2 separate regions of the Mus musculus genome follow, and region 2 is linked to region 1. A link is a loop called in an ENCODE intact Hi-C map of the cell type or tissue named here. Cell type or tissue: left cerebral cortex. All regions are shown on one strand. Links, peaks and the distances in the headings refer to the core of each region. The heading gives the core; the rest is flanking DNA. Region 1 holds the start of Jade2 (jade family PHD finger 2). Region 2 holds the start of Vdac1 (voltage-dependent anion channel 1).

Region 1 (9,134 bases), core at 3,259-5,758:
TCTACGGAATCCAAGGACTGAAGGGGATTTGGGTTCTAAGCCAGTGGCATTTCCTAAGGACTGTTTAGGGGCCCTGGTTTGGCCCCCAGTTAGAAAACTATGTCAAGGACTAAATAGAGCTGCTGTTCTCGCAGAGATCAATCATAATGTGACTAGGTAATAGCATGACTTTTCTCCGGCGTGTAGTAAAAGCAAAGGGTAATGACACCAGTGCCAAGGTCACCTGCACTTAGGTGTCCCCTCACCACTGCGGGCCTTAGAAACTATCGAGTTTCTAAGGCTTTTCTCAAGAGGCTAATGGGCTTTTGTGGGAATGAAGTGGACCAGCTTGCACACGGGGCACAGAAGGAAACACATGCGCAGGAGGTATTCCTTCCCTCATCATCTCTCTAGGTCATTTTACGGTTCCTTGACAAGACATTTTTCCATTCCAGTTCATGGGCTCCCAATGGCCAAGGCAAACAGCTTGTCCTGTCCTCTCCTGCACAGACATCCCACCCCATCCCCCAGGCCAAAGACCAAATCTGTGGGTCACTTTAGACTCTGCCTCTGTGTATTGTGTCTCTACCTTCATGCCGGATTCATGGCTGACAGTTATCGGGACCTTGACCACTGTTTCTGACCAGTTCCTTTCCTAGTCCTCTTTCTGTCCACACTGGAGTTCTTGTATGTATCCTCAAGGGAAAGGCTGAGAGACAGCATTGTCCTCTTGTTCTTGCCTAACGTGGGTTCAATCATAAGCAACAACAGCAAAAAGAAAAGGCAGGGGCTAGCGATGGGGCTCGGTAGTTAGGAACACTTGCTGCACTCCCAAAGGACCTGAGTTCAGGTCTCAATCATACACATTAGGTGGCTCACAAGCATCTGTAACCCCAGCTACAGAAAGCATCCCATGCCTCTGGCCTGCCTCACCTGCCTGCATCCCTATCTGCCCATGTGCAGACACATAATTAAAAATAGGTGCACATACAACTACACATCATTAAAATAATTGGGGAAGAAAAGAGTTTATAAGAAAGAAGACATGAGCAAAGCACTCACGTGAGCTGCACTCTTAGCCTGGTCCTGCCTTACTTAGAGGGAATGTAAATTTACATATTCACATACATGGGTATGCGTGTGCTCATGTGGTCTCTGTAATCTTCTGCTCACCAAGGTGAAAACAGATCCAGAGAGATGTATTCACTGATCTGCCTCACACAGCCTTCTGAGCAGAAAAGCCAGGATTAGAAGCCATTAACCTCTCGGTTGGGCACTCCCAGCCTCCAACACGTGTTAGCAGACATTGACCTTGGCCTGGGAAAATCTTCTCAGTGGACCTCTGAGAACCAGAGTTAGGGCTAACTGTGAGGTGCTGATGAGCCAGCCCTTCCTCTTGCCAGACAGGCCTCTTTTAGACTTTGTGAATGAAGGCCAAAGAAGAGAAGTTCTGCTGGTGGCTTCCTTGAGTTCTCCTGCTGCAGAAAGCTCTTGGTTCCTCATGTCCCTCTTTGTTGCAGAGACAATCTCCCTGTCAGAGGATCTGAGCTGTTTTGAGTTTGTTCATTATTAGATTTATTTCTCCTATAAGCAAATGTGTTCACAACATTCCGTCGGGGAATCTTCTTAATTGTCACATAAATGTCATCTTATGTAAATTGAATATTTATCTTTGCATGCAAGGGGGTTTGGGGGTGGAGGGGAAAGGAAAAATAAACAAACTTCAGTCTTGGAAAGGGAAAGGGATTTGAAACTCATCCACCTGCCTTCAAAAACAAAGGTGAGTTGGGGGGGAAATCATTGGATTATCTTGGAAGGGGTAGAATACATTGGCAAGGGTGAGAAGAGATGCCTTAGGGATGCTGGAGATGAGAGATGCCTTAGGGTTGCAGGGCCAGGCTTCCCCAAACCTCAGTCCAAAGCTAGCCAACCTCCCCAGCTGGAGCATTCCCAGGAGGCAAAAGGTTGCCCCCCACGTGCCTACCCCTCCAGGAGGCCTGCCCTTTTCCTTCCTAGAGAGAAGGTGAGCTCCCCAGGCACAGCGGGTTGGGTGGGTGTGGCCCGCAGCTCAGGGAACCGACCCAAGGCTCCGCCACTGCCGGCTAGCCGCCCGACAGCCCGCCCGCCTGGCGAGCGCAGGCTCTTCTTCCAGAAACTGCGAGGATTGGAGAGCACTGTTTGTGCACCACAAGGTCAAGTCGGGAAGTGGAGTCGGAGGAGGAGGGGCGAGAACGAGAGGGTGGGGAGAGGGGCGCCCCGCTTCTCTGCCAAGTACCAGCCCTGGGAAGTTGCCCCTCGGTTTTTAACCCTTTGCGGCTATAAGATGCACGAGGCAGAAGGAAGGGGGTACCCCGGGGCAAACTCCTCCTGAGGCTAGGACATGTTGCCACCCTGCTAGCCACCCACCCATCACAGTGCGCCTCACCCCCCCTCCGGAAATGCAGGGCAGCACCAGGCGCCAGGAGGCACCCGCGAGGGGGAGGGGGCAACAAGCCCAAGAAGGGACCCCCTCCCCTTAAGGACAGCCCCTCTCTTCCGGAGGTCGCCCACAATTTCAACTTTCCCTGCCTAGGATGCTAGTTTGCATTTGGTGTGGGTGGGGGAGGAGGACCGCGCCCCCTCCCCCAGCCCCTTGCGCGCCCCTCCCCTGCACTCCTGCCAGCACTTTCTGCTCACTTCTGGCGCTGCAAAAAACGCCACGCGATTTATTCGATTTCGATTTTAAAACCAGTGATTCCGAAACCGGGCGGAGGGCGAGGGTCTTCCAGCACCAGAGTCCCTGGGGGTGGGGCGGGCGAGCTGGGTACTCCGTGCAAGCCTCGTTTCCTCCGCGAGTGTCGCCTCCAAGCTGTTATTTGCAAAGAAACGTCTTTTTGACGCAGGGAGAAATGGCAAATTTTAAGTACGTCATTAATATGGCGCCAAAAGATTTTTTTAAGTATAAGCTTGCTTTTTTTTTTTTTTAAAGGTTGTGGGGGGCTCCGCCTGGGTCTGGGGCGCGAAGGGGGCGGGGTGTGAGCAGAAAGTGTGAGTGAGCGAGTGGAGGGGCGGGGTATGTGTGTGAGTGTGTGAAGTGTGAGCCGACCTGATGGGACTTGCACGGGCTCAGCCGGCGCTCGGGCCCGGCCCTGGGGACAGGGCGGGTTGGGGGCGCCCCGGAGTCCACGAGGAGTCCGGGCCCGCGTGCAGGCGGGCGGGTGACCGTGTAGGGCACCCCCCCGGGGGGGCCGCAACGCTACCTGGGACTGTCGCCGGAGCCAAACAACTGGGAAGGGGGGGGGGAACACGACAGGGGGGTGCCGGGAGCGGAGATCCGAGTGAATTAGAAAAAAGTGGCTACTCCCCCTCCCTCTCTTCTTGCCCGCCCCCACCCCACCCCACCCCCACCCCAACACATTTTTTCCCCCTCTAAAGAGATCACAAGGAAGTCTTGGTTTAAAAAGAAACAGAAACATACACAGGGGGTTGGTGAATGGTGCCGACCGCGGCCATCGCAGTTGGAGGCTATTTTTTTGGGGGGTGAGTAGCGTCCATGGAGTTACTTTGCGCCCACTCCTAGTGGCACCAGCTCTGAGCTGGAGGGCTGACCATCTTCCCAGCAGGGGTGCGGGGCTTGGGGGGCGCCGCGGCCCGGTCGCCTCCCTCGCCACGACCCCGGATGGATGCGCGCCCCCCGCCCTCCCGCGCCGGCCCCAGGAGCTCCTGGCTTCGGGAGCATCCTTCCCGCGCCGGCCCCCGCCGCCGCGCGTAGCCGAGGGCAGCGCCCCTCGGGAGGGCACCGCGGAGCAAGGTAAGAGCCAGCCCCCAGCGGATGGGCCCTGCGCATCTCCACGGCATTATTTTGTGGGCTTTTTTTTTTTTTCAACAGATCTGCCAGTGCTCCTCGCTCCCTCTCTCTTGCTCGCTCGCTCCCTCTCTCGCTGGCTGCCTGTTCTAGGAAGCCAGCGCGGGGGGTGGGGGGGGGGGACGCACAGCACTGGGGAGAGAGATTGCGCATGTTGGTCAGCCGTGTTTTAAAGAGTACAGTGCGGGGAGGCTGAGAGGGGCGCATGCAACAACTTTTGGAAGGGTGAGCCTGGCGACCTTCTTTATTAATGACTGCGGCAAAGCGCCCCTGGGCCGGCGAGGGGGCGCGGGCGGGTGGGGGCGCTGGGGCTGCAACTTGCCTCGCGGGCTCCGGCCGGCCCGAGGGGCTGCGGCGCTACCGGGGTGCGGGGTGGGGAGGCTGAGTGGCGGGCACCGGGGCACGGGAAACCTGGAGCTATCTGCCCTTCTGTCTCCCGAGTTTCATTTTGTTGATACGCAGCACGTCCGGGTGCCGAACCGGGCTGAGCCGATGCACATGACCCCGCACTGGGCTCACGTGCAGCCGGTCCAGTCCTAGACACCTTCCGGGGGCCACCGCCTCCGCCCTGCGCCCCCTTTCCAGGCTGGGTGCACGAGGGAGCTGCACGCGGGGGCAGCATGCTCGGTTCTTGGGTTCAGAGGCATTGCACAAATTAGTTTTTTTTTTTTTTCTTCTTAAGGGGCGGGGGACAACGTTCCCAGGTGAGTGCTGGGTGCGCAGTCCAGGCAGCCAGGGTGCATACTGGGGTAGTGGACAGCAGCTCTCCGGTGCTGCGCGGGAGTCCGGTGGGGGAGAGGCACCGCGAGAGTGGAAATGTACCGGCGACGGCCGGAGCGGCGGGTGCGCGCTCGCGGGGCGACGGCAGGGGGCGTGGCCCTTGTTTACCTTCTCCCAACTCTGCTGGTTCGCGTCCCGCTTCAGGGACGACTCTGCAGCTCCCCCCTCTTCCCTCCGCCCTTACTAAAACTCTGGGTGGTACCTAAGAGCAGCAGACAAGTGGAGGGCCCTGCCTGGGACACACGCACCTGACCCCAAAATGAGTGACATTGCAGCCCCCGCCCCCACCAAACATTGCTGCAGTCCTTCTGCCGGATCCCCGGCCCCGCCCCGCCCCCGGCAGTGGCATCTTCCCGGCTCACCTCCTTCCTCCCTCTCCCTCCCTCCTTCCCACCCACTTGCCTGCGCCTGCGGAGCGGCTCTCGCTCGCCCACTCCCCGCCTGGGTGCAGACTTGTGGCTCCCCATGGTCCCTTCCCGCCCATCCCTGGGCTCTGAGACATCCCCTTCTCCGAGCAAGGGGTGATCCTGGGTCAGCTTGGAGACTCGTAGCTTTTCTGCCGGAGGGTGAGGACATCTGCAAAACCGGCTTGGAGGCTTTCCTCTACCTTCCAGAGAGGCCCAGCCAGCTCAGCCCGGTCCCTCTTCTGCACACCTCTGCCCCGCTCAGTACCCCCGCCCCCACCCCGGGCTCAGTTGCCCTTCCCCGAGTCCCCTAGACCCCTCCCCCGCCCCGGGCGTCAAGCCCACCCACCTCCTGGCACCGCCCCCGGCCCGAACCGCCTCTTGCCCTTCCTACGCCTGGGCCGGAGCCCCCCGCAGCCACCTCCGGCTCCTCCTCCCGGCTCCCGCGGTCGGAATCACGCCGGCGCGCCTCCAGCCTGCGTGCCCGTCGCCCGCCGCCAAGGGCAGGCTGGAGGCGCGCAACCCTCTTCTAATCCACTTAGCCGCTGCAGCCGGCCTGTGCACTTTTTAAAAAAAAAAAAAAAAACAGCTTGGCCTCAGGCCTCCTGCTGGGTGGGGGGCGGGGGAAGGGGGCCGGGTGTCTTTATGCCCGAGGGTACATTGCACTGGTTATCCCGGGTCTCTGCAGATTTCCAAACTTCACCCTTGCCCCTAGCACCCCCCCCCCCACCTCATCTGCAGGATTCCGAGGTACAAAGTTTTACCCAGAGGCAGTTTGCAAGAGGTCAATGGGAGGGATTATGGTTGTTCTCAGAGATGTGGCTTAGGGAGGGGCGGGGCCCCCCATTTAGAAATGAAGAGTTCTGAGCCCGGAAGAAGGTTAGGATGCTCCCTTAACATTTATATTTGCAAACAGACCGGAGCTTGGGAGCTGGGTTCTCCTCCCAGAGTGGCACTGTCTCTCCTGTCACTGGTAAAATTCCCAGTAGGACATTTGGCAGAAGATCCTGGCAGAGGTTTGCCAACCGAGCCTGGCCCTGTTTCCTGGGTTCCCAGGGTGCTGACTTCTTTTTCCCCTCGCCTGATTTCTTTTTCCCCCCCTTAGGGCCCCAGGCGAACACACCAGCCCTCCAGGCCCTCCGGTCCCATCTTCCTTGGGCGGGTTAGGACTCGCAGAGCAATCTACTAAGCAGGCAAGGAAAATAAGAGAATGAACTGTAAAGGGGGGAAGGAATGAGTAATAAAACTGACCTAGTCAAGAATAAGCTTTTATGTTTAGGCTATGTTATTTGCTTTTTAGGTCGCAGGCTGCAAAAGCAGGCTTTGATCCGAAGTGGGCGAATAATTTATTGAGAAAGTTTGCATGGTGTGTGTGTGGGGGGGGGGGTCGTGTTTGATCTGAAGCCCTCTCCTCGGTTGTTCCAAGAGCTGTTGGCTGCTATTTTGAGTGGGAAAGCATTTGGTTCCACAGTAAATGCCTTTTAGAGGGGAGTCCTCACCCTACGCAGCAGGACTTAACAGTGAATGTTGGCTTTGAAACTGTTTGGCCAAGGGTCTCCCCAACACTCTTGGAGATGAAGTGTTTAAGGACAGAGTTGTTTGGGCTCTGGATACAGCAAATGTTTCCAGAGTGCTTTCCCATCCAGCGTGCTTTTCCCCTAAATTGCCTGGGTAAATGGCCGGTGACTCCTATCCAAGAGGCTGTCAAAGATCTAAGCTGCTAGGTTCTCATTGGTACTCTGTATGTGGGGGTCCCCGGGTCCCTATTGTACTTTATTATCTCAGTGTAAGCCTTAGACACTGACTCCCCTAGGTTTGGGGCTGCAGGCAGGATATTCCCGTTATTTATAACCAGTGTTTCTATTAGACTTAGAAGGTGGTTGGTTGCCTCAGTGCCCCCGCCAAATGCTTCACTGTATATGTACAGCAGGCTGTCTGCAGGTCTCTCGGATGGGTGTTTGGGTTGCATGAGAGGTTGCCAGAATAGAGTTGGGGGTGGGGGTAACTTTGACGTGTCATGTCCCCCATGCAGTGGGACACTTAGACACTTAAATGGCAGGTCTTAGCTCAAAGCTTCGGCACCTCCTGGAAGTTGGTTCTGGAGCTTTAGGCAGCCCTCTAAGCTTCCGCTCAGAAATCTCATTGGAATTTAGAAAACTTCATCTGTGCCGTAAGCCTTCCTGCAGTCTTGAGCCCTTTGACCGTGGAGTCAGCCAGCCTAGGTTTGAATGTAGTTTCCAGCTGTGTTAAAGGCACCAGAGGTCTTAGTTTACTTATCAGCCAGTGGGATTGATAATAATCCCTATCTGTAGGTGAGCGTAGGAAGTAATAGATTGTATTAAAAGACTAAACCTGGGTCTAAGGATATAGCTGGTCAAGCCCTTGTCTAACAATTCCAAGCCCTGGGTTCTAGCAATATAATGAATGGAAAGAGAAGGAAAAAAGAAGAAGAAGAAGCAGCAGCAGCCTAAAGTGAGTGGTAGCACACGGCACAGTGTTACCACTCTGTTAATGAACCGAGGCAAGCCAGTTATTATATGCACGATGGCCTTTAATCTGTTAGCCCCAGGCTAGGCCAGAAAGGCAGCTTCTCTTCTACGAAGAAGAAATGAGCATCTAACAGGTGCCTGTGGGCAGCTAGACTTAGGAATGGTCCACTGAAATGTGCCCTGTGGGGAGAAGAGTAAGGTTGAGGAAGTATTGAAAGGTAAATTAGGTAGAACCTGTCACACTCGGCTCTCCTTGGTTGGGTGGTAGAACTGGCCTGCATGATTGACACCTGTAGGCACTGGAAACTGGGGCCTGGGTGGGACAATGAAGGTAGGCAGTGGAGTGGCAGGAGAGAGATCCCAGCGCCTCTCAGGCTTGGAGAAGTAGAGTTGACAGTCACAGACAGCAGCCCTCTTGCCCTGTGTGCACAGAATCATTTTTTGTATCCGCAGTTATTGTCCCTGAGAAGGCATTAAAGCTAATGAGAGATGGGAAAGAGTGGGGCTCTGACCCCTGTTTGAAACAGTTTAAGAGTGTGCAAGCTCTTGTTTTCTGAAAGTCTGGCCTTCCCTGCACAAGGAGGCTCTGAGGACAGGTTTTCCAGCCGAAATATCATTAAATTGTATTAGCATCTTATTACACACACGCCTTCGCAGTCCGCCTCAGACAGGGAGTTTTTGTTTCTCTCTGAGAGATTGTGTCTGGAATGGTAAATTGCCTGCTTGAAGGCCCCCTCCCCTTCTTCTTCTTCTTCTTCTTTTTTTTTTTAAAGAAGGATGGAGTCCTGGTGTGTGTGTGGGGGGGGGGGGCAGGTCTGGTGGCCCCTGGAGAGGAGAGACTGGAGGCCAGGTTGGGGTGTTTTAACTGCCCCAGGGAGTGGCTGCAGTAGCTGGCCTGAAAGACCCACTGTTCCCAGGGTCAGCTGGGAGGGCGTTAATGGAGGCCCAGGGTGTTTATTTGAATTTATTTGCAGAGACATCTTTAAAAGAGACTGGCATTGGGCAGTAGTGTTCCAGGGCCAGAACTTTAGTGGGGGGCGGGAGGGGGGGTGGCTAAGGCCAGTGGCCTGTGCTGCCAAGAAAACATCTGCCACCAAATTGCTGCCCTATTACTGAGTTGACATTGGTCATTAGCCAGGAGCCCAACCACATAAAGCTGCCTGGAAAATGTGTAGGGTCAAGACTGGGAAGGAGGACTGTGCAAACAGGAGGGAATCTTGGGCTAGGGTGTCAGTTTCTGCCAGTAGCAGGCCAGCCAGCTGGGCTGTGTGGTCCTGACACTCCATGAGGGAGGAACCCGTAGTGTGTTCAGTACTCCCCACTATACTGGGTGCAGTGTGAGAGTTCCTGGCCTTCACACAAGGATCTAGCCAGACATGCTCTTTACTCTTTCCCAACAGGGACAGTTGGCAAGTAGCTCAACACGCCGACGTGCGTGCGCTCTGTAAACGGGGATGGGACAGCTCATTTCTCTAAATAGGGTAATGGTCAAAAACCCACACAGGCAGCTGGCACAACTTGTGCCCAGGTCTGTGGAAGCAGGAAAAACCTTTAGCTTGGAAGAGGAAACAGAAAGAGGCCAGAGGCTGTAGCTCGTTGGTGAGTTCTTGCCTTATATGTAAGAGGTCCTAGGTTCAG
Region 2 (9,134 bases), core at 2,249-4,748, 510 kb before region 1:
GCAGTGAGCTCAGACCCCCATCTCCAAAAGCAAAGGGGAAACAAGATCAGCTTCCCAAAAATCAGGAGCCACCTACGGTGGCATCTCTCAGACCATCCAGGGAACTACAGATGATGATGGAGGAGTCATCAACTTGGCAGAAGAGCCCCTGGGTGTGACCCAGAGCCCACCCTTTCTCAAGTACACCCGCAAGTGACTTCCTTATTACGCTGCATGAATAACCGGTTAACAGTACATAGCTACTGTCAGGAGCCAAAGCCACCAAATGTTACCATCACCATCCCAGGTTAGGGAATCATGGGAAAACTTTTGGCTCTGCTCTTTCTCCAACAGTTTTGGATGGTTTGCCAGGGCAAAAAATTGACCCACAAACAAAAGAGGTATCAAGGGAATGGAGAGACGGTTGAGCCATTAAGAGCACTGGCTGCTTTTGCAGAGGACCCAGGTTTGCTTCCCTGTATCCACACAGGGGCTCAAAATATTCTCTAACTCCAGTTAAAGGGGATCTGATGGACGCTTTCTTCTGGACTCTGTGGGTACTACATGAGCATGATATGCATACATATGTACAGGGAAAACCCTTATACATATAAAGAAATCAAGAGGTTGGGGGCTGGAGGGATGGCTCAGAGGTTAAGAGCAGTGACTGCTCTTCCAGAGGTCCTGAGTTCAACTCCCAGCAACCACATGGTGGCTCACAACCATTTGTAATGTATACAATTCCCTCTTCTGGTACGTCTAAAGGCAGCTACACTGTACTCATATACATAAAATGAATAAATATATCTAAAAATTAAAATAACAAATAAAAAAGAGGTCATGATAGATTACAGCAAAATCAACCACTTCTCCAACGCTAGGGACCAGGGGCAAAAATCAACCTCTCAGCAGAAAGCAGGCTCAGTTCAGGAGCTTCCCTGCACCACAGACAGACATAAACACAGGCACACACAGACACACACACATCTGGCAAGGCAGTGGCCTCTGCTCTGGAAGCAGGCTGAGTTCCCAAAGCAGCTGCCTTCCCCTCCCCCTCCACAGAGTCTCACAGGGGGACAGTCTGGCTTTCCAGGCTCTGCTTCTATTTTAAAACCCTCTGGAAGCTGGGCCACCAGCAGCAGCACAGCCTTCTATAAGGCTGGGGAGGCTGTGGTTGACTCAAGGCAACCTGCCTTCTCTCCCTCACCCACCTGTGGAGAGAAGGCCATGCAGGCAGCCAGCAGCACTCCAGGGTCTAGGGTCCAGCCAGGTACACCAGGGCTCCAGGATAGCCCAGGCACCACAAGGCATAGGGGGTTGACACAGTCAGCGCTTTTTTTAAGTGCTCAGCCTTGGGAATCAAGGACATATGGGTCTATATCCTACTCCCTTTCTAAGTAAAAGACCCCAAAGTCAGTCTCTCTGACCCAATTCCCCTTGGTATACATCCCTGCGGCTGGTACATGCAGAAGCCATGAAACAAACACAAGTAGAATTCTATTAAGATGACAGATGACAGGTCAACTTATCATCTGAGATGAGCAGACAAATAAATAATAAGTTTGGTTTCTTTGGTTGGTTGGTTCTTCGTTTTTCAAGACAGGGTTTCTCTGTGTAGCCCTGGCTGTCCTGAAACTCTGTAGACCAGGCTGGTCTCAAACTCACAGAGATCTGTCTGCCTCTGTGCCCTCCCCTTGCCCCACCCCGCCAAGTACCAGGATTAAAGGTGTGCACCACCAGCCAGTTTGGTTTGGCTTTGAAACAGGATCTAATGTAGCCCACAGTGAGTCTCAAACTCACTATGTCACGGAGGATGACCTTGAACTTGATCCTCCTGCCTCCACCTCTGAGTGTGTGCCCCACCTTACTGAGTTTCTGCAGTGTTGAAGGAAGAATCCAGGGCTTTCTGCATGCTGGGCTAGCATTCTACTAAGTCCCACACAAGCCAGTCCAATAGACAGTTTCCATTGCTATATTTATGGCTAGGGAATCTAACCAAGCTCTGGTCTTGTATATCTACTATTATAATAATGGTTTCTGAGCATCTTGTCAGAAGCTCACCCTGAACCACGGGGTCCAGAGTCCTTCCCACCCATAGAGAGGTATTGTTTAGCCGGATACTGTCTGGCCAGGTCCCGGAAGGACACCTCCTATCTCACCCCAGGGCAAATGATTTCTATGAGCACCGTCCACTACAGATGGCCCACAGCAGCTACCTCTCTCCTTTCCCAACCAGTTGGTAACTTCTGCTGTGCAGAGGCACTCACACCTATGGGTTCCTCAGAACACAGCAGCAGTGCAGTGTGGGGATACTAGCGGAGGACTGGTGCCCAAGCACCAAGTATACACAGCAGGGCCGCAGAACACCAGAATGGCCAGCACTGACAGTCACAGTTCTACTGCAGACCCAGGTGATCCCAAGGCCTGAGTGGAGACAGGAAGACCAGAAGTTGACCTCTGACCTCCACATGTGCTAGCCACCTCCAAACAATTAATTTTTTTAAAAACAGAAGCCAAAATCAATCAATCAATCAATCAATCAATCCACCACATTATAACAGAGGAACTAAGACACGAGAAAGCTATTTCACCTGAGCTAGACTCTGTGGCTCTTGTCAGATCAGAACTGAGAGCCCAGGCTGCCCTCTGGAGCTTTTTCTAGCTCAGCCCTAGGTAAAGTGCTCACATGCTGTGACTTAACTGCGGGATGGAGACCCACACCCAGGTCTAGCTAAGCATGCCTCTGCCATCCTTTCAGGTACCGAAGGAACCTGGGGAAAGCGCAAAGCTACAACGACAGTACAACCTTTCCGGAATCCTAGGGGCTCAGGTCCAGCATGAGGACCGCATGGCCCCAGACAGCCCCTGTCCAAAGCCTCATTCTAGAAACCAGAAATAAAGCGAATCAGCTGTGAGCTACTACAAGTGGGGACTGGCACCTTACTCGAGCTGTCATACCCCCACACCTGTCAGAAAGGGAAGAAGCTACAGGCCCCACAGCTTTGGCCAGAATCCCATCTACCCATATCACTCTCTAGCTTTAAGCCCAGAAACACCAGTTGGACAAGTTCCCCCAGGACTTGGGAAGTTGTAGAATGCTAAAGGAGCTGTTTCTCATCTCTCATGACTACTGCTGTAGGTGAGTATGTACGATTACAGCTCTTATGACATCTATGACTCGGCTAGGACAGGATAGCTTCTAGAAGTGAGTGAGCTGTCTAGGTCATCTAATGGCTGTTTTAAGATTCCACGATTGAATGTGCACCTACCATGCCTGGGTAGTTAAGAGTGGTATGAAAGAAAAAAAAATGGAGAGAGAGCTCAGGGGTTACAAGTGCTTACTGCTGTGGCTGGAGAGATGGCTCAATGGTTAAGAGCACTGACTGCTCTTCTGAAGGTCCTGAATTCAAATCCCAGCAACCACATGGTGGCTCATAGCCATCCATAATGAGATCTGACGCCCTCTTCTGGAGTGTCTGAAGACAGCTACAGTGTACTTACATAAAATAATAAATAAATCTTAAAAAAAAAAAAAAAAAAAAAAAGAGTGCTTACTGCTGACAGCCAGGGCTATACAGAGAAGCCCTGTCTCAAAAAAACAAAACAAAACAAAAACAAAACAAACAAAAAAGTGCTTACTGCTTTTGCAGAAGACCCAGGTTCGATTCCCAGACCCACATGAGGCATCTCACACCTGCATGTATGTACATAAACTCACATAGGCACAAGCATGCACACATTAAATAGACATTTTTTAAAAATGAATTTACCCCACAGACCTTTCTTAACCACCTAATGTGTGCCAAGTGGTCCCACCCAAGTCCCTGAAGACAAGCCTGAGTTTGGCCCTTCAGTTTTGTCAGTCCCGAGAAAAGCAGGCAGGCCCTCCGCAGTTATGCCTGGCTTGCTAGTAAACAAGCCGGAGTTAAGCCCCTCACCCATATCTCTGGTCAAGGAAAGAGAAGTTTTGGACAGCACACACCTGAGCTAAGCCCACACTCTTCCTGCATTCTGGGTCTGCAGTCAGATTTAGTGCTCCAGCCTGACAGCTGTCAATCTGCAAACTGACAGTGTCTCGTGAATTATTCTCCAATGACTCAATACCTGGTGCTGCACAAATGCTTGCTTCTGACATTAGTAATAATGGCATTAAAATAATACGCCTGTATATTCATGGAGTCCCTTCCTGTACACCATGTGGAATAAAAAATAAAATAAAATAAAAGTCTGTGGAGGATGAGTTCAACCCTCCCCAAAAGCTCCTAGGTCTCCTAGGCAAATGTCAAGGTTTCTAAGGTGTCCTTGTGCATGCCCCAAGGCTTCGTGTTAATCGGATCATTTTATTCTTTCCCCCAAACTCAGTGAAGTGTATATAATTGCTCCTATTTCGCAGATGAGAAGATTGAAGTTTTAAATCTTCCTACCAGTGTGACCTTGGACAAACCGTGTAGAGTTGCGGGCCTCCAATCTGATGTCAGGCCCTGAAAACAGTTTCCAGAATGCACAGTTGCATTTGGCGACACAGAACACGGACTCCGTCCCCGAGGCCAAGGAGGCCAAGCGTATGGCTCCCTATGGGGTCTCGCTCTCAGTCCAGGCCCAGGTCCCTGTTCCTGCGGCCTAAGTCCACTCAGGGCAGCCCGTTCCGCCCGGGAAGACACTGGCATGCGCGGGAGGGACCCGGCGCCACCTACTCCGGGCGTGGGCCGGCTAGGGCGTGTAGGGGCTGGGGGATCCAGGGCATGGCCGTGCCTGGAGTTCGTCCTCTCGGCGGAGGAAGCTGGGTCTGCACAGGCCCTTGGAGCTGGTGGGGAAGGGCTTGGGCCGTGGGAGGGTCTCTACCAGATCCACACCGACGGGATCTAGAGCCAGAGGGCGCCGCCGGGAAGGTCACCTAGACCCGCGGCCCGCCGGGCCTCCACGCGGCCGCCCTTGCCCTTCCGCTCCTCGCATGTTCGAACCGCCCCTGGCTTCCAAATGCAGGTGCTCTGAACGCTCGAGCTAGAATCTGGGAGATCCGCTCTGCGCCCGCCCTCCAGGCCTCCTCTACAAGCCCGCTGCCCCTCCAGGCCCGCAATGATCGTCCCTGGTTCACCCTTCCCGGGGCCAAGCGCTTAGGCCCAGCGCCCTCGCCCGAACCTCCCTCGATCGCCTCCCTGGAGACTTCCCAGGAGCGCGACCCGAGGCCCTGGGGACTCAGGCATAGCCCAGGCCCTCTCCGCTGCGCCTACCTCGGAGGCGGTGACGGCGGGAGCAGCGGCAGCTACGGCGGGGGTTGCGGCGAGGAGGCTGGGAGCGCAGCGAACGGGCCGAGGGCGGAGCGGCGCAGATCGCGGCGGCGCGGACACGCCCCAGCTCTGCGCGCCGGACCCCGAAGCTCCGCCCTCGGCTCCACCCCGGACAGCGCCCAGACCAGTCTCGGGGTCTTCTTCCCACTCGCGAGCCGCGCTCTCGCCCTCTGCGGCTCTGTGATCATGTGTGGCCGCGCGTAAAGGCCTGCGTGCACTCTGGCACGGGGCGATAGGGAGGCGTGGGTCTGACGTGCGTGAGGTGTGTGCGTGCGCGGGGACACGCGGGTCACTGTTGCAGCCTCCAGGCTGCTGGAAGCATTTGGGAAGAGGGGGAGGGGAGCTTCCGGCACACAGAGCGGTGGCCTAGGGACCTCAGCGGATAGTGTCGCCGGAGTCGCCGAGGCTGCAAGTCACTCGGAGGCCCAGTGGGGACACTGGGCTCTGGAAGTGGCGCTGTATAGGTCAGAGCGGCTACTGTCCCCTCTGCTCCAACCTTGATTTCCGGAGCCTGCGACACGCCCGCGTGCGTCAGCGAGTCAGTTGCAAATTAAACTCTCCCGAGAGCCGGCTCCGCACTGTAAAGTTGCGTGCAATCTTCCCTAGTGTCAAAGCCTCTTTCCGCCATTTCCCAAGCATTTAAGAAATTAAAAAAGACAAAGTGGGTTTGTGAGACTGCGGAGTCTCGCTACGTGAGGTCACGCGGGTTCTGGATGTCTGCTTTCCTGCAGTGTAGAGAGGGCGGACACTTTTTCCCAGCCTGGTCTCAGCACGTGGCCTCCTGCCCTGTTGAGCGTGCCACACCAAGACTAACCAAATCAGGTTTGGAGAGTTTGTGAAATCACATGTGAGTGAAGACTTCACACCCTTTGCCTTCTACTAACAGACGTCCGAGGAGAATTCAGGCATTTGGGGTCCAGTAGAGGAGACGCCAGGTGGTTGCTCACAACCTGCTGTAGCTGAACAAGACAGCTGGGCATCCGCAGCCACTCTAGATTGAAAATGCTGTTCCGTGGGCTAAAGGAAGGGAACCAAGAGAGAGAGAGGCCGAGGAGAGGGAATGTAAGGGGGCCTAAGCCCATATCTAGTTAAGACTATGAGGGAAAGCCCTTCGAAATAGAATGTGGGCAAACAGATAGCTCCGTGGTACAGGGCTTGCTTTGCATTAGAAAGAACCTGTTCCCAAGTCTGCAGCTCTATCTACCCGGCAACAAACACCCAGCCCATTCCCGGAGTTAAAGCCAGGCAGGGAAAGCTGCTGAGTCACAGGGGCGTACAGGGAGGCAGAGTCGGAAGGACAAGACCTGGGGACACAAGATTTGTCTCCAAGAATCTTAACACTTGACCCAGAGCCCTGATGCCCAGGGCTGTGTGTCGTGGGTGGGCAGAAAGTCTGGCTTCTCGGAACTTCGCCCTGAGAGTCTTTCTTGGTTTTTTTTTTTGTTTTGTTTTATTTTTTGGGTTTTTTTTTTGTTTTTGTTTTTTGTTTGTTTGTTTGTTTGTTTTTTCCCGAGACAGGGTTTCTCTGTATAGCCTTGGCTGTCCTGGAACTAACACTGTAGACCAGGCCGGCCTCGAACTCAGAAATCCGCCTGCCTCTGCCTCCCAAGTGCTGGGATTAAAGGCGGTGTGCGCCACCTCCGTTCAGCGCCCTGGGAGTCTTGGTTTTAATTTAAAATGAATGGAGATGCAGAGGACTGGTAAGGCACTTACCTAAAACTCAGCGAGTGGCTTGTGTCACTTTTGCTGGGGAGACAGACAGCTATTTGCGGTAGAGAAGGCACAGATGACAGATTAAAGAATTCCACCCAAAGTCTACGTCGGCAAACCAGGGAAAGTGTTTAATTTATTTACAAGGTAACTCAAGGTAACTAAAAAGATCACCCCAAAGGCCCCCAACTAACAAACCTGCATGCATCCCTGGACCAATGCATGACTTATCAGCAGCTCAAGAGTTCCCTCTCCAGCAACTGTTGACTAGAGGGACCTCGTGAGTCCGATAGCTGGACTTCCCAAGCCATGTATGTTTTGGGTTTTGTTTGTTTGTTTGTTTGTTTGTTTTTAACTTTCTAGTGCTGAGGACTGAACCTGACTTTTATGAATCTCTTTCCTTCCAGAAGGGAAGGTTTTAAATCCAAAGAATTAGCCACACAAGAAAGGCAAAGAAAATCAGCCAGAATAGGGAGGAGACCTGGGAGCCCCTGGGATTGAAATCCAAGTGCACCAGAAATGTTATTCATTGATCTTTCTTCCCAGTCACAGCCTGCAGGGAGGGGAAAAGCAAGTCACCTTTTTTTTTTTTTTTTTAAACTGGACTCTGCCCAGCCTCCCCTCTACGGAGTCTGCCAAAGCTGATTGGCCTGAGACAGAAAACCTGATCCAAGCCTGGCCAGTCGGGTTCTTACTTGCAGATTCAAATTAAGAAATCCAGAAGCTTTAGGGAAACAGCAGGATGTCCTGAGTCTGCCAACTCCTCCGGCAGGCTTGCATCTCTGTTGGCCCAGAAAAGCAAGCAGAACACTGTGCAGTTGCAAGACGCTTTGAGCTCATTTCCTCATGGATCCCCCTCCTGAGTTTGGGGTCCCCAGAGCTACTTCAGTTCCATGTGAGTCCAGAGATGTCTTGTTGACTTGTGGGGATGGGCCAGTCCTGACCATAGTCCTGTTGGGGGTAAGTGACCCTATGTCACTTTTGTCCTGACCATAGGTCTGTTGGGATAAGTGACCCTATTTCACTTTTGTCTCATGCACAGGCTTCGTTGGAGTTGGAGCTGACAAGTGACAGAGTCCTCCTGCTCTCTTTCCCCTGACTCTGGGGAGGAATCACTGAGACCCTGGAGTTCTCTAGCTGTGAAAATAGACTAAAACTGACGCTAGGGTTAAGATTAGCTGTGCAGCTAGTGTGCACCTGCATCTGGCCTCTCCTGCTGTTTGCCAGCTACCTGAGTAATGGGTTGCTTGCTTGCTTGCTTTCCTTCTTTCTTTCTTTCTTTCTTTCTTTCTTTCTTTCTTCCTTTCTTTCTTTCCTTCTTTCTTTCTTTCTTTCTTTCTTTCTTTCTTTCTTTCTTTCTTTTTGCCTAATTTATTTACATTGTATTTTCTTTTAGGTGCAAAATCAGTTGCAGTCTTCCTTTGCACAGAACAAAGTAAACCATCCAGAGGGGATGCAGTTTTCTCTTAATAATGAAATGGTCTATGCGTGTGAGACTATTTTATTTCAGAGGCTGGATCAGAAGTTTACTGTATCCTTGGCTACATAATGACCTCAAACCCAGCCTAGGTTACATGAAACCCTGTCTCAAAAAAAAAAAAAAAAAAGTATTTTTTTTCTTCACCTTAGGGAAGTTCTTTCTTATACTAGGTCTTCTTTTAAAAAATTATATTTTAAGTTTTTGTTTATGTGTGCATGAAAGACCCACAACGTGAGGACTCCCCCACGTTCTGACTCAGGAGAGGCGACACCCCAAATCACACAAGAAACGGTCTTGCTGCAAACTGCAAGAGGACTCTTATTCAAGAGCGCTCTCGGGCCCACGGTCATACACCACGCAGGGGTAGAGGACCGTGGCACCCCAAGTAGCTGGGTAAGGGGGTATTTAAAGGAAGAAACCACAACTCAAGGAAGTGGGGAGGGCTTTGTTGGAAAATACCAAAGATACCAGTTAAGAGTCCCAAGGAAGTACAAAGTCACAAGAGTCACAAGGAATACCTGGTAATTATTCCTGTTATCTCTCAAGACAGTTTCTAAGAGCCCCTAACAATAGCACATTTGCATAGCGGGTTCCAGCAATGGTCAGGGTGACTTTCTGTGAATGAACACTCTTTGAACCCAGGAAGCTGGCGGGTGGAGGAATGTCGCTATCTGTTT

The links. Hi-C counts contacts between places; a loop is a spot of excess contacts. Peaks named below come from ENCODE experiments on the same cell type or tissue, not always from the same donor. Only the 100,000 strongest peaks of a DNase experiment are listed, where the experiment ranks them.
Region 2: it touches region 1 in a loop (5-fold over the local background); 1 of 42 quality-filtered maps calls a loop at or near these places.

The regions. Positions count from the first base shown.
Region 1 is chr11:51,851,946-51,861,079 of GRCm38, reverse strand. Jade2 (jade family PHD finger 2) reads left to right here and starts at 3,412. Exons shown (of 13, transcript NM_001357588.2): 1 at 3,412-3,769; 2 at 6,113-6,200. The coding sequence starts at 3,642. It overlaps Gm30110 (a long non-coding RNA gene), which reads right to left and starts at 5,634. Exons shown (of 2, transcript XR_388628.2): 1 at 5,357-5,634; 2 at 4,483-5,159. In left cerebral cortex, for the core only: CTCF peaks have their summits at 3,869, 4,486, 4,685 and 5,498; DNase peaks (open chromatin) are centred at 4,391, 4,732, 5,013, 5,429 and 3 more places; H3K4me3 peaks cover 2,500 bases; H3K27ac peaks cover 2,166 bases.
Region 2 is chr11:52,357,229-52,366,362 of GRCm38, reverse strand. Vdac1 (voltage-dependent anion channel 1) reads right to left here and starts at 5,512. Exons shown (of 9, transcript NM_011694.6): 1 at 5,211-5,512. It overlaps Gm51894 (a long non-coding RNA gene), which reads left to right and starts at 7,781. Exons shown (of 2, transcript XR_003949674.1): 1 at 7,781-7,872; 2 at 8,020-8,455. In left cerebral cortex, for the core only: a CTCF peak has its summit at 3,439 (motif pointing left); DNase peaks (open chromatin) are centred at 4,022 and 4,690; H3K4me3 peaks cover 1,154 bases; H3K27ac peaks cover 687 bases.